Regions from separate parts of the Homo sapiens genome. Here region 1 is linked to region 2. A link is a contact called in ENCODE Hi-C or POLR2A ChIA-PET data. All regions are on one chromosome and are shown on one strand. The core of a region is the stretch at or near the end of the contact, and the rest is flanking DNA. Distances in the headings are between cores, read along the strand shown. Region 1 holds the start of CDK5RAP3 (CDK5 regulatory subunit associated protein 3). Region 2 overlaps FMNL1 (formin like 1).

Region 1 (5,700 bases), core at 2,803-5,302, 2.7 Mb after region 2:
GTAGCTGGGACTACAGGCACGTGCCACCACACCCAGCTAATTTTTTGTGTTTTTAGTAGAGACGGGGTTTCACCGTGTTAGCCAGGATGGTCTCGATCTCTTGACCTTGTGATCCACCCACCTTGGCCTTCTAAAGTGTTGGGATTACAGACGTGAGCCACCGCACCTGGCCCACTGGATGATTTTCAACATGTTACGTAATTAATCTTTGGCTTCCTTGCCTTTAAAATCTGGTTAATGATGGTACCCACATTATAAGGTTGTTAGAAGAATCACATTAGATAAGGCTTGTAAAACATTTAGATCTACACTGGCACGTGGGCATGTTTATCACGTAATAAGCAAGCTAACAACAACAATAATGGATGGCAAGGTAGGCTGCCTACACGGTGCCTCGGGGCTCTGTGCTTCCTTGTCCAAAGCTGGTGCAGCCCTGGTATATCCTCCTCACCTCTCTACATGTGCTGCCCCTCTCCCAGGGTCCCATCTGCTAAATCAGCAGAGAACTGAGAGATTCCTGGTCAGAAACCTACCATACCTCTCTCTGCCTCCTTCTAGCTGCTGGGAGCCCCGATGACTAAAGTCTCCTGAAGGAGATAGAGTCGATGCCCTGGATGCCAGACCAATTATGTGCTTATCTACCCACAGACCCTGAAGTTCCCTGTGGCCTTGGAAAAGTGCAGAAACCCGCCAAAGGCCCATGCTCCTACACTCTTTGGGAACACAGAAGCATGTGCCTTTGGCAGGCTCTCCCCCAGAGCCTCTGCAGTCAGCAGAGGCAGGTTCTCTCCCAGAGCCTCTGGCTTTGGGACAGCCTCCCTGGAGTCAGTAGCTGGGCAGAACTGTTCTCAAACATCCTTCTGCTCCACGTGAGTCACCTTGGGGAGCTGTGGGTGGGGCTGAAGTGCTGGTGGTCCCTGCTTCCATCAACTCACCTGGGCTGGGTCTTCCAGACCCACCCTGTCCTGTTCTGCCCAGCCTGTTGGTTCAAGGAAGAGAGATAGATACACCTTGAGGGCAGGGCAGTGCCTTGCTCTTGAGATGTCCCAGACAGCCCCGAGCACATAGTTGGGGCCCAGTTAAGTGTGTGTTTAATCATGGAGGAGCCTGAGCAATTCCTACAGTCTGAGTCAGGCTGACTCAGATGGGAGCCAAATTCCCATGAAAGATCCCTGAAAAGGCCCTTAATTCAGCTCTATGAGCCATTTTCAGAGCAGTTTTTCAATCCGTTCTATAATAATAATGATCATATATGACATATATATATATTTTGAGATGGAGTCTCACTCTGTTGCCCAGGCTGGAGTGCAGTGGCGCAATCTGGGCTCATTGCAACCTCCGCCTCCCAAGTTCAGGTGATTCTTCCGCCGCAGCCTCCCGAGTAGCTGAGTAGCTGGGACTGCAGGCATGCACCACCACGCCGGGATGGTTTTTGTTTTTGTTTGTTTGTTTGTTTTTTGTTTTGTTTTGTTTTTGAGATGGAGTCTCACTCTGTCGCCCAGGCTGGAGTGCGGTGGCGCAATATCGGCTCACTGCAACCTCCGCCTCCCGGGTTCAAGCAGTTCTCCTGCCTCAGCTTCCTGAGTAGCTGGGATTACAGGCGTACGCCACCACGCCCAGCTAATTTTTGTATTTTTAGTAGAGACAGGGTTTCACCATGTTGATCAGGCTGGTCTCAAACTCCTGACCTCGTGATCCACCCGCCTCAGCATCCCAAAGTGCCGAGATTACAGGCGTGAGCCACCGTGCCCAGCGTGTTTTTTGTTTTTTTCAGAGATGGGATTTCACCATGTTGATCAGGCTGGTCTCGAATTCCTGACCTTAGGTGATCCGCCTGTCTCAGCCTCCCAAAAGTGCTGGGATTACAGGCGTGAGCCACCGCGCCTGGCCCATATATGATATTTCATATAGGGAGAGTTTACAAAGCATGAGAAATACAGCCACAGTATGTTGTAAACTGTCATGAGTTACTAGTGTGTTTATTTAAGCCTCTAAACAGAAATACCCTGAGATAGGATAGCTGTTATCTCCATGTGGGGAAACTGTGGCTATCAGATAGGTTATAGAAATGGTCCAAGACCTCACTGGGCAGAATCTAGGTCTTCCTGCTGCTGTATCACACTATGCATTTCAATCAAAAATTTACTAAGCCTCAAGTGTTGTGCTGTGGTGAACAGGAGCTGGGGAAGGAATATTTAGAAATGGCATACCCAGGGCCGGGCGCGGTGGCTCACGCCTGTAATCCCAGCACTTTAGGAGGCTGAAGCGGGAGAATCACGAGGTCAGGAAATCGAGACCATCCTGGCTAACACGGTGAGACCTCGTCTCTACTAAAAATACAAAAAAATTAGCCGGGCGTGGTGGCGGGCGCCTGTAGTCCCAGCTACTGGGGAGGCTGAGGCAGGAGAATGGCGTGAACCCAGGAGGCAGAGCTTGCAGTGAGCCGAGATCGTGTCACTGCACTCCAGCCCGGGCGACAGAGCGTGACTCCGTCTCAAAAAAAAAAAAAAAAAAAAAAAAAAAAGAAAAGGCATACCCAGCGCTGTGAGATCCTGGGGGATCTGGCCTCAGCCTACCCTCCCTCCTTACTCTACCCACTTCTTGGCCAATCTCAGACTCTCCCTTAGCTTCAGCCACCACTCGGACCACAGATTAGCCAGCTTGTGACTCTCCAAGCTGTATCTCCAGCCCCGACAACTCCCTCGAACTCCAAAATTATAGACCCAAGTGCCTTCTGCACACTTTCCATCTGGGGGTCTCCCAGCATTGCCAGACTAGGTTCAAAGCTAGACCCCCTCCTCCCCAACACCTGCTCAGCATCCTGCATCCCTGTCTCAGGTGGTGGTTCCCACCTAATCACCTAGGTGTCATCCTTAGTGTCTCTCTCCTCCACCCAAACAGCCAATCAATTGCCAAGTCCTATACATTTTCCTCCTAAATATTCCTCAGATCCAGCCCTTCCCCTTCCTCCTCATATCTTGTGTCCCAGCTCAGGCTATAATCCCTCGATAACAACCTCCTTCCAGCCTCCTTGTCCCCAGTCTTATCTCCCATGCATCCATCATCCCAGCAGCCTATCTGTACAGGTTCCTCCCTGCCTCAAACCCCTTCTGTGATTCCTCTGTCTGAAGGGATGAAGTCCAAGTTCCTTAATAAGTCTCCCTTTGATATGGCCTTTCCACCCTTACAGCCTCTCCTCTAGCCACTCGCTGCCTCAAACCATCTACGGTATAGAGGTTGGCCTGCCCGCGGAGCCGACTTCATCTTGAAATTCTTCATCATTTTGTAACAAGCAGCTGTGCATTTCCATTTTGCACTGGACCTCACAAATTACGTTGCCCGTCCTGCCTGCCTGTTGTTGCTTGCACCCCTCTTGCAGTTTGTGGCCACCTAAGCTTTGTCTGTGTAGTCTCCTCCACCTAAAACTCCTCTTCCCACATCACCCAGCTATCTTCAGCTCTTCGTTTAGACTCAATGTAGGTGTTCTCTTTGGGACGTCTCACCGACTCTCTTCCTTCCCCTTCCCTGCCCTAATCGCCCAACACGTTGCAGGTGCTCAACCATGTCTATTAGAGAAACTGAATGAGGAGGCAAAGCATGACAAGTGCCACAAGAGACCTGCACACTGCTCTGGATGGTAAAGCGACGCAAGGAGGGAAGAAGGTATTTGCAACGGCCTCCCAGATCGGCGCTAGGACCCCGCCAGCAGACGTCTCAATCTGCGTGGAGAAGACCCAGTGCCCGCCAGGGGAAGCGGCTGCCAGGCTGGGCTCTCGAGCGCCGCCTGTCGCAATCCCACGGCCGCTGCAGCGCACCCCCTCCCGTCCCCTGCCCTGAGCCCGCCTCGCGTCTCCAATTGGCTGTCTCCATTCTCCCGCCCCTCCCGAGCTCAGCCATTCGGAGCCTGGGGTGGGCGGGGCTTGAGGCCTGAGTGGAGCGTAAACCCTGATTGGCTGTACGGAAGGCGGCGACGTGGCCGAAGGATGCCCGTTTGTGTCTAAACGGAGGCTCGGCCACAACGCCACTGGATTGGTGGTAGGGCGGGGCGGGCCACAGTCTCCAGCCTGAAGCGGAAGTGGAGGAAAGATGGAGGTGTGGGGACAGGAGCTGGGTGTGCTGGGGACTGGCCGCGGACCCCTAACCTGTGTCTCCGGTCTCCCTCCGGAAGCGGCTCAACCCAGCCCATCGCTCTGGCCCCGTTCTGGCCCTGCAGGGTGGTGGTTGGGACGTTGAAATGAGCGCGCGAGTGGTACGTCCTCTCTCCGCGCTCACGCCCCCCTCCTCACCGTGTTTCCCGCCAGGACCATCAGCACGTGCCCATCGACATCCAGACCAGCAAGCTGCTCGGTAGGAGGGGGCGCCACCGCGCAGCTGGCTGTCGGGGGGAGGCCTGTGCGTTGCCCCCTGTGTCCAATAGCCGGGAGCTCTGACCCCTGAAAGCCTGAGTCGAGATGCTGACCACTGGCCTCGTTCTATGCCCCATCTGTGGCCAGACCTGCTTCCCTGATAGCAGCGGGAACGAACCATATGTACAGTCTGTTTGACCTGCGTTTTCTCCTTTAATAACATATGTTATCGTATCATTCAGGGACAGGATAAATGACTCGCTTTAAAAACAGTCAACCACTGCCGGGCGCGGTGGCTCATGCCTGTAATCCCAGCACTTTGGGAGGCCGAGGTGGGCGAATCACCTGAGGTCAGGAGTTCGAGACCAGCCTGACCAACATGGAGAAACCTTGTCTCCATGTCTCCATGACTAAAAATACAAAAAAATAAAAATAAAAAGTAGCCGGGCATGGGAGCACATGCCTGTAATCCCAGCTACTCGGGAGGCTGAGGTGGGAGAATTGCTTGAACCCCGGAGGCAGAGGTTGCGGTGAGCAGAGATCTCACTATTGCACTCCAGCCTGGGCAACGAGAGCGAAACTCCATCTCAAAAAGAAGACAAAAAACAGTCAACCACTAAGTGGCACATCTGAATTGGAACTTAAGTCTGTCTGACCCACTGTCCATGCCTTTTGCATTATGCCAGGAAAAAAAAAAAAAACCTCATTTAAAAAGCTTCCACCTCCCCCTTGATTTTAGGAGGAAGAGGGACCTAAGACCCAGTTGCAAATGAAAACCTTTTAGTGTCCAGGCCATCTCCAGGTTGTCTGTATGGGGCTTACATACTTCCTCCCCAGTTCATAGTCAGGGAAGGCCTCTTCATCTGATCACACAGCTCCTGGCATTTTAAAATGCTTATTGGATTCATGGATTTGATGCCAATCTTGTCCTTAAGATGGTGTCTGTTTGACTACCCCAGTCCGTTGCTTCTAGTTCTGTGACATCAACAGAATTTTTCTTTCTGAAAACTTTACAGGAATATAGCAGAGAGAGTATAACTGATACTAGTGTGGGACCCCAGCGTTTGACCGGTTGGCAGAGTTCAAGTTCTGAATTCACCACTCTGTAGTGCCATTTAGTCAGTCCTGCTTGGTGGTCACGGGGGAAGCTTCTTTAGCCTCCCTTCAGATTTGTACTGGCCCTTCAGCCCATGTGCAGTCTTGGTGTGTGAGCTTGTTCTTGGTCATGAAAAGGACCAATAAAATGACCACCATTCATTGAGGGTTTTTTTTTGTACCAGGTGCTGTTTTAGGCACTTGACATGATAAAAATGATCACTGTCATTTTTTGAGTCCTTGCCGTGTCTCAGGCACA
Region 2 (6,458 bases), core at 1,932-4,431:
CAGAAGTAGGGAGAGGAAGAGCTGCTCACTCTCACTCTCCCCACCCCCGACGCCCTGGCCCTGGCTCCCTCCTCTAACTAATTGCCTGGTGGCCTGCCTGCTGTCAGCCTTCCCTTGCTGGACGCTGGGTGACAGGCAAAATGAGGCTGTGCCTTCTCCCAGATGCATTTCCCAGTCCCTGCAGGTCTGAGGGTGGGGGCTCAACGGAGACACAGGCCGCAGAGGGTTCTGGCTCAGTTGGTGGCCCTCCATCTCCTTGACATCATTTCCCCTCGCCTGGCTGGTCATTAGGCCATACGTGCTAGATCCTCAGCATGGCTCCAGAGGGTCACCTCCTAACAGTTCCTGAAAATGTTGGCTTCTGTCCTCTCCCAAGAGAAGGCTGGGGGGAGTTTGGAGGAGCTATGGGGTGGCGAGGGATCCATCCTTGTGAAGACACCTTGCTTGATTAGAGGAGGGCAGGGACACTGAGGGACGCCTCACACCAGGCTGGCCCCTGACTTCTCCATCTCTCCACCTGCCCTGCTCCCCGCTCCCCAAGCATAGGACTTCACAAAGCTGAGCTGAGCTGAGCAGATGGGGGAGGGGGGAGAATGAGGAGACACAGTCTCTGGGGGCCATCTGGAGAGCCTGCATTGGTGGTGGGTCCTTGGACCCCTGCCAACCTGGTTGGAGGGACATGGGTCTGTCTTTCCGCCAAGTGTGTGTCTATGGTCGCGGGTGTGGGCTCTTGGGGTGAGGTCCTGACCCCAATCTTCTGTTTAGCACGCTGATGGGGAGGAGCCCTGTGAATAATTCAGACCAGGGGAAAATCCACAAGTCAAATGGTGAGGTTCTGATGTGTGTGTAGGACTTGTTTGCCCTGCTTGGATTTGTGGCTGTGATTGGCTGAGTCTGACACTAAATGCCACTGGGAGTCCCTGAGTACCAGGATGTGGAGGGGGGACACCCACAGGTGGGTCAGAGAGGGTGTGCTGGTGGAGAAAGTGGAGGTGCCTAGCAGAAATTTAGGGTAGCAGCACCCACCAGGGCTTACCCCCTACCAGGTGCCCAGGAACCCCAGTGTGTTTATACCTTCTTCCCGGGGTGGCTCAGCCTGTCTTATATCCTGTTGTGGGCAGGTTAAACCCAATCTAAGGACACTTGGCTAAGACCCTGGTTCCTCTCATTCCCCACCAGCAGGGGCATGAGGCTTGCCCCAGGGTGACAACCTTGACCTCTGCCTGAGGCTGCCCAGGGCTAAAGAGTTGGTTCAACCCTCAGGTCTGGCAGTGTGTATCGCAGAGTTGGTCGCTATGTGAACCCCCACCCGAACCACCATGGCCAGAGCTGAGTCCTGTCCTCGGTCAGTGTCTAAGAGGAGAAGAACCTTAGATTGCTGAGGGGAGGGGCCCACCGCCATCAGTGGTCCCCAGTCTCAATGGGAGAAGCACAGTCCTGCCCTCAGGGATGTAGTCCAGCGGCCCCAGGGAACCTCTTCCTTCCCCTTTTGTCCCTGGTGGGGCATAGGATCCTGATACCCCAAACTCTCCTTCCTCTCCTGGCTGTAGGACCTCTCTTGTGGGTGAGGGGTGTCCCCACTTACAGCCAGACAGGAGGTGCAGGGAGCCCTTCTCCCATGCAAGGGTGGGTGGTGGGGGGCTACCTTTCCAAGAAAGCTGTGAAAGAAAGGGGTGCCCCCTGCTTAAAATGGGGGTGGAGAGAAAGAGCAGGTTGAGCCAGGGTTTCCGGCTGCTGCCTTAGCAACAGCAGAGGAGCGATGGCTGCCCAGCCCCACGGGCCTGCTGTGATGGTGGGAACACCAGCCAGCGGGGCGCCAAGCTCTCGCCTCTCCTACGCCCATGCCCAAGGCTGGGTGTCTTCCAGCCCCTTCATGCCTTCCCCTGGGAGGCACGCAGGGTCAGGGACTGGGATGACAAGGCGACCTTTCCAGGCCTGCCAGAAGAGCCACACTTACACCTGGGCCTGGGACACCCCTGATCTGCCGGGCAGGGAGAATCCCATAACCTTGGGGCAGAGGGATCAAGGGAAGGTGTCAGGGGTGGTGTACGTGAGGCCAAAAGCCATGCTGGCATCCAGTAGCAGTGGAGAGGAATTTGCCTGATGGGTGCTCTTGGCTTGTGCCCAGAGGCCTGGGTGCCTGGCCAGGCTGTGTGGGGAGGTCAGGATGGCCCCATGTTGGGTGTGGGCCTGGAGTCCTGCTTGCAGCTGGGGCCCTTCCCTTCTGGGGCTGGCAGTAAAGGGCAGGAGGGACTGCAACTGAGGCACTGCCCCCTGGCCACTCCCACCTCCGGGACAGGGCAGATGAAGTGTGGGGACCTGGAGCCATGGGGTCGCTCAGGCCTTATGCCTGCCATTTGCAGGACAGAGGATCTCCGGGGGGATGTGGCCATGTGGTCTGATGTTGGGCTGGGCAGAGGGGAGGGGTGACATTCCCAGCAGGCAGGGCTGGCACATACTAACCCTGGAAAGCCACGGATGTGGTGGGCATGATTCACAGTGACATCTGGGGCTGACTGGCAGAGAGCTGGGTGAGACGGGTAGAAGCAGGTGCTCTCAGGGCTACCTCTGCCTTTTTCCTGGGAACATGGAGCCCTGGAAGGTGGCTTGGGGGGCCTTTGAGGGGACAGGGGTTACTTATGGGAAAGGCAGGGACGTTTCCTGAGCTTTGGGGTCATGATGTTTGGGGGTTGAGATTCATTTTTGTCACTACCTGCATGGCCCTGGACAAGTTACTTAACTTCTCTGAGCTGTAGTTTCCCTCACCTGTAAAAAGAGAATAATAATGGCATCTGCTGGCCTCCTAGGATTGTCGAGAGGGTGAAATAGAGGACTTCGCACAGTGCCTGACACAGAGCAGATGCTCAGTAACCCCCCTCCACTGTGAGAAAGGGGATAAAGCTGGAGCTGATCTGGTCCTCTCCATCTCAGGGCCCATTTAGCGGAGGGAGCCCAGACCCTGCCTGTCCCCTCCCTCCACCTCCACTACCAAGAGCACCCAAGGTTACTGTGCACTCCCCAGGAGCCCCAGATCCTTAGCTAGTGAGGGCCAGGCAACCTCCCCACCGTTATGCAGGTCACCAGCAGTGGGGCCCAGACCGAAAACTGCCTGGTGGCCGGAAACCGCTGGAGGGAGGGCCTACCTCTCCTGGAGGGTGGGGCAGCGATGGTGCTAACGGTAGCAGTGTGCACATGGGAGGGGGAGGGGAGGCCTCCACTTCCCCCTGAGAGAGGGTGTGCTGGTGGGGGGGTTCCCCAGTGAGTAAGAGCTCTGTGTGGGCAACAACAGGAAGCGTGGGGCGCTGGGTGGCAGGAAGTGGAGCTGGCTGTTCCTGGTTCCTCAGATGGGGGATCTGGGCCAGGCTGTCTGCAGAAGACCCCTGGGGGCCAGGACCCACATTTCCCATTCCCCGGCTGCTCCTTCTTTGGAGGAAGCCGGGTCTTCCTTGCTAGCTTGCCACCGAGGCCACCCTGGGCAAGCACCTTAACCTCCTTGAGTCTCAGTTTCCCATTTGTGAAATAGGGATTATAACAGTATCTATTTTGTAGGCTTGTTGAGGTTTAAATGAGTTTTGATGTAAAGTGCTTAGAACGGCACCTAGCACCCAGTGTTTGGGATTGAGAGATTAATTCTGAGTGAAAAAAAGTGTCTGGGGAGCGTTTGTTATTGTTACTGTTGTCGGTGTTGTTTTCCTCCTACCAGCCTGGATGATATAGGTAGTGGCTTCCACCCTGCTTGCCCTTGTCCCAGCTGTGGGGACCCTTGAACTCTGATGGGAGAAGCTGTTAGCTCTTTGGGTCCTCAGCACCTGATCCTGGGGCTGGGTCTCCTCATAGATCTCCTGTAAGCCTGGAATTGCTTATAAGAGCCCCAGAAAATCTATATGCCAAAGTTTAAAAAAGGAGGTAAAATTGATTGTGTTTGGATATGTGCCGAGAACACTACAACTAAGGTTGAGACCATATAGAGGTGGGCAGGTGGCAGGGAGATGGATGGGGGAGTGGGGGCTGGGGGACAGGCTCAGCTTCTGGGCCCATCGGGCTGAGGAAAGCCTGTGGGGCTGGCCTGAGACTGGGATTGATGTCCAAGTTCAGGGGTACCCTGGGGCTTGAAGGGCTAGGCCATAGGGAGAGATGGGCAGGTGGACTGAGACGTAGGCTCCGCTCAAACTGAAAGTGAAACCCTAGGGTGTGGCTGTGTCCAGATGTGGACGCAGCCCCTTCAGCCTCCTGGGACACTGTCTCAGAAGTAAGCACTGGTGTGGGGGAGGTGGGGGAAGGGCTCTTAGCAGTGTCTTTTGGGGGCTGGTCTTAGGTGAGCAGATGCTGGGGGTCCCCTCTCACACTCAGGGCAGGGAGGGAGGAGAATGGTCCCCACACATTCTAATAGAAAGATGTGGGGAATCAGTTCCTTTTCTCGGCCACACCCTAAAAGATGAATCCTGTCTCTTTCCTCATCTGGCCCAAAGCACTAAAGGCAGCAGGGAAAGTAGGCTGAGGCTAGTTAAGGTTTGGCCAAAGCCTTGGAGACAAGTCTGTGTTTCTGGATGTTTTCACAAACTTCTGCTCACCCTACCATCCCCTACCCTGGGGTCTTCCATGGACCCCTGCCCCTCCACCTCTTCTGCCTCTGTGAAGTGCTTCTTCATAGTGTTAGGCCACTGAAGAGCTTTGTTAAATCCAAACTCAGCTTCTCACTGAGTGTTCCAGGAGCTCCGTGAGTGTGAGGCTCCGGTGAGGGAGTGCGCCCATTTTATGGAGGAGGAAGCTGAGGTCCAAGGGGGCAAAGAAGCTGTAGGGCTAGTTGGGCCCAGAGCCTGGGTCTTTTGAAGCCAGCTCCAGGTCCTCCATGTGGCAGCTCATAGCTGTCCCTCCCTGCCCCCCTCAGGAGGCAGGTATCCCGCCCACCTGGACTGCCAGCCCCTCCCCTCCTACTTGAGCACTGTCAGCCAACTCTCCGTGTGTCCCCCAGCCCCCCATCCCATGGTGCTGCTGCCTCGCTGAAGGCCCTGGTCTGGGGGTCTGTTCCTGTTTTCAGGGTGGCCTCACTCCACCCCGAGTGAGTGGCATCTGATGGCCCCTCTCCTACTCCCTGGAGTGCCTGGCTCCTCGGTGGGCACAGCCACAGCTGAGGAGCAGCTGCTAATTAGTGTTCGGCGCTGTCAGAGCTATTTCTGATTTCTGAGCCTAAATTTAGCCTGTCTGGCAGGCTGGCATGTGGGCCTGGGGGCCTGAGAAGGCCCAGGTGGGGAAGGGGCATGGGCACCCTGCCCTCCACCACTGTTCAGACAGGTGCTCCAGGCCCCAGCAGAGGCCTCCCCTCGGCAGTAACAACCAGGGGGCTGTCCTGGGGGAGTGGACCCAGGTGGTGGCTCAGAGTCAGCTCCAGGCTCAAAGCCAGCCCAGCTCTCCTCTTACTGGCTTCGTAACCTTGGGCAGGTCACTAAACTAATCTGTGCCTGCACCTGTGAGGTGGGAATGTTAACGGTGCCAGTGACGGCAGTGAGGGTGGAAGGCAGTCGTCGGCGCGCAGGGCTCGGAGCAGTGCCTTGCACAGTAGGCATTCTGGTGGAGCTGGCCACCTGACTGTTGGAGATGTCATTATGACTAGTTACTGCCCCTAGAAATGCCGCTGGGGCCATTCCAGAACCATAAAGTTCCCTGGGTGGGTGAGGGCCTGGGAGGATTCATGTCGGGAAGCAGCTGTCCCCTCTGTGGCTCTGTGCTGGGCTCAGCCATCCCCTTACTCCCTGGCCACCGTCTTTTGTGCCGGCCACGGCTCCAGTTTCCCTGGCACTGCTGGCCCTGTCTCTCCTCTTTGTCCCTTTTCTCCACCTTGCTCCCACCTTAGCCCTGCCCCACCCTTTGTCTCTGTGGGGTGGGGGTGACTGAGAGACATCATCGAGAGAGACAGACAGATGGACAGGGACAGAGAGACAGAGAATGACCTCGCCTCCTTTGTACTCCTGGGCGGTTCCCCCACCCCCTGCCCCTGTGGTAGCAGGAGCTGTCCTGGCCCTTGGAGGGCTGGGGGAGGGCGGCTGATGAGACAGCGGTGGTTTCCTCAATCCAGGCTCACTTTCGCAATAGGGGAGAGGAATGACGTATTCCACCCCCTTCAGCCGCTGGGGGCGGGGGGCCTGGCGGAGGGGCAGTTTCACCTCTCCAGCAGGGCCTGGCCGGAAAGCTTAGGCAATGGAGGCTGAGCGCACCCAGCTTCCTGTTGTCTGGGCCTGACCCAAGGCAGTGATTTTGGGGGTAAGGTCTGGCTGGAGCCCCAGAACTAGGCCCAGCACCCTGGAGGGGAAGCTGGCTGGGGAGTCTCAGGTGGGTGTGGCCCTCTGACTGCTCCAGCTGTGGCGTCTCTGCAGAGCCACATGACTGAGGGTGTGGAGCGTGAACCACCATGGCTGGTGAGCCCCTCAGGGTCTCCCACATCCCCGATGGAGACTCTTACT

The links. Hi-C counts contacts between places; a loop is a spot of excess contacts on that map. ChIA-PET counts read pairs that join two places held with the same protein, here RNA polymerase II (POLR2A). Pooled maps may share reads with other maps.
Region 1: a pooled map shows a loop between it and region 2 (9-fold over the local background). The contact joins the promoter of CDK5RAP3 here to the enhancer-like site in region 2. A Hi-C loop is called at or near these places in 1 of 50 pooled maps. POLR2A ChIA-PET finds 5 or more read pairs at or near these places in 2 of 52 experiments (HEK293T and naive thymus-derived CD4-positive, alpha-beta T cell).

The regions. Positions count from the first base shown.
Region 1 is chr17:47,967,061-47,972,760 of GRCh38, forward strand. It overlaps CDK5RAP3 (CDK5 regulatory subunit associated protein 3), which reads left to right and starts at 4,053. Exons shown (of 14, transcript NM_176096.3): 1 at 4,053-4,092; 2 at 4,302-4,347. The coding sequence starts at 4,087. RefSeq lists a silencer at 3,704-3,993 and an enhancer at 4,415-5,042.
Region 2 is chr17:45,223,075-45,229,532 of GRCh38, forward strand. The region is part of intron 1 of FMNL1 (formin like 1); the gene reads left to right. Among named protein-coding and RNA genes, the nearest start is that of FMNL1, 4.4 kb to the left of the region's middle. RefSeq lists enhancers at 1-350, 686-755, 1,356-1,405, 1,946-1,995, 3,186-3,405 and 5 more. Within about 2 kb of position 3,182, at least 25 of the 41 ENCODE cell types and tissues checked have a DNase peak (open chromatin) inside an H3K27ac peak, as active enhancers do.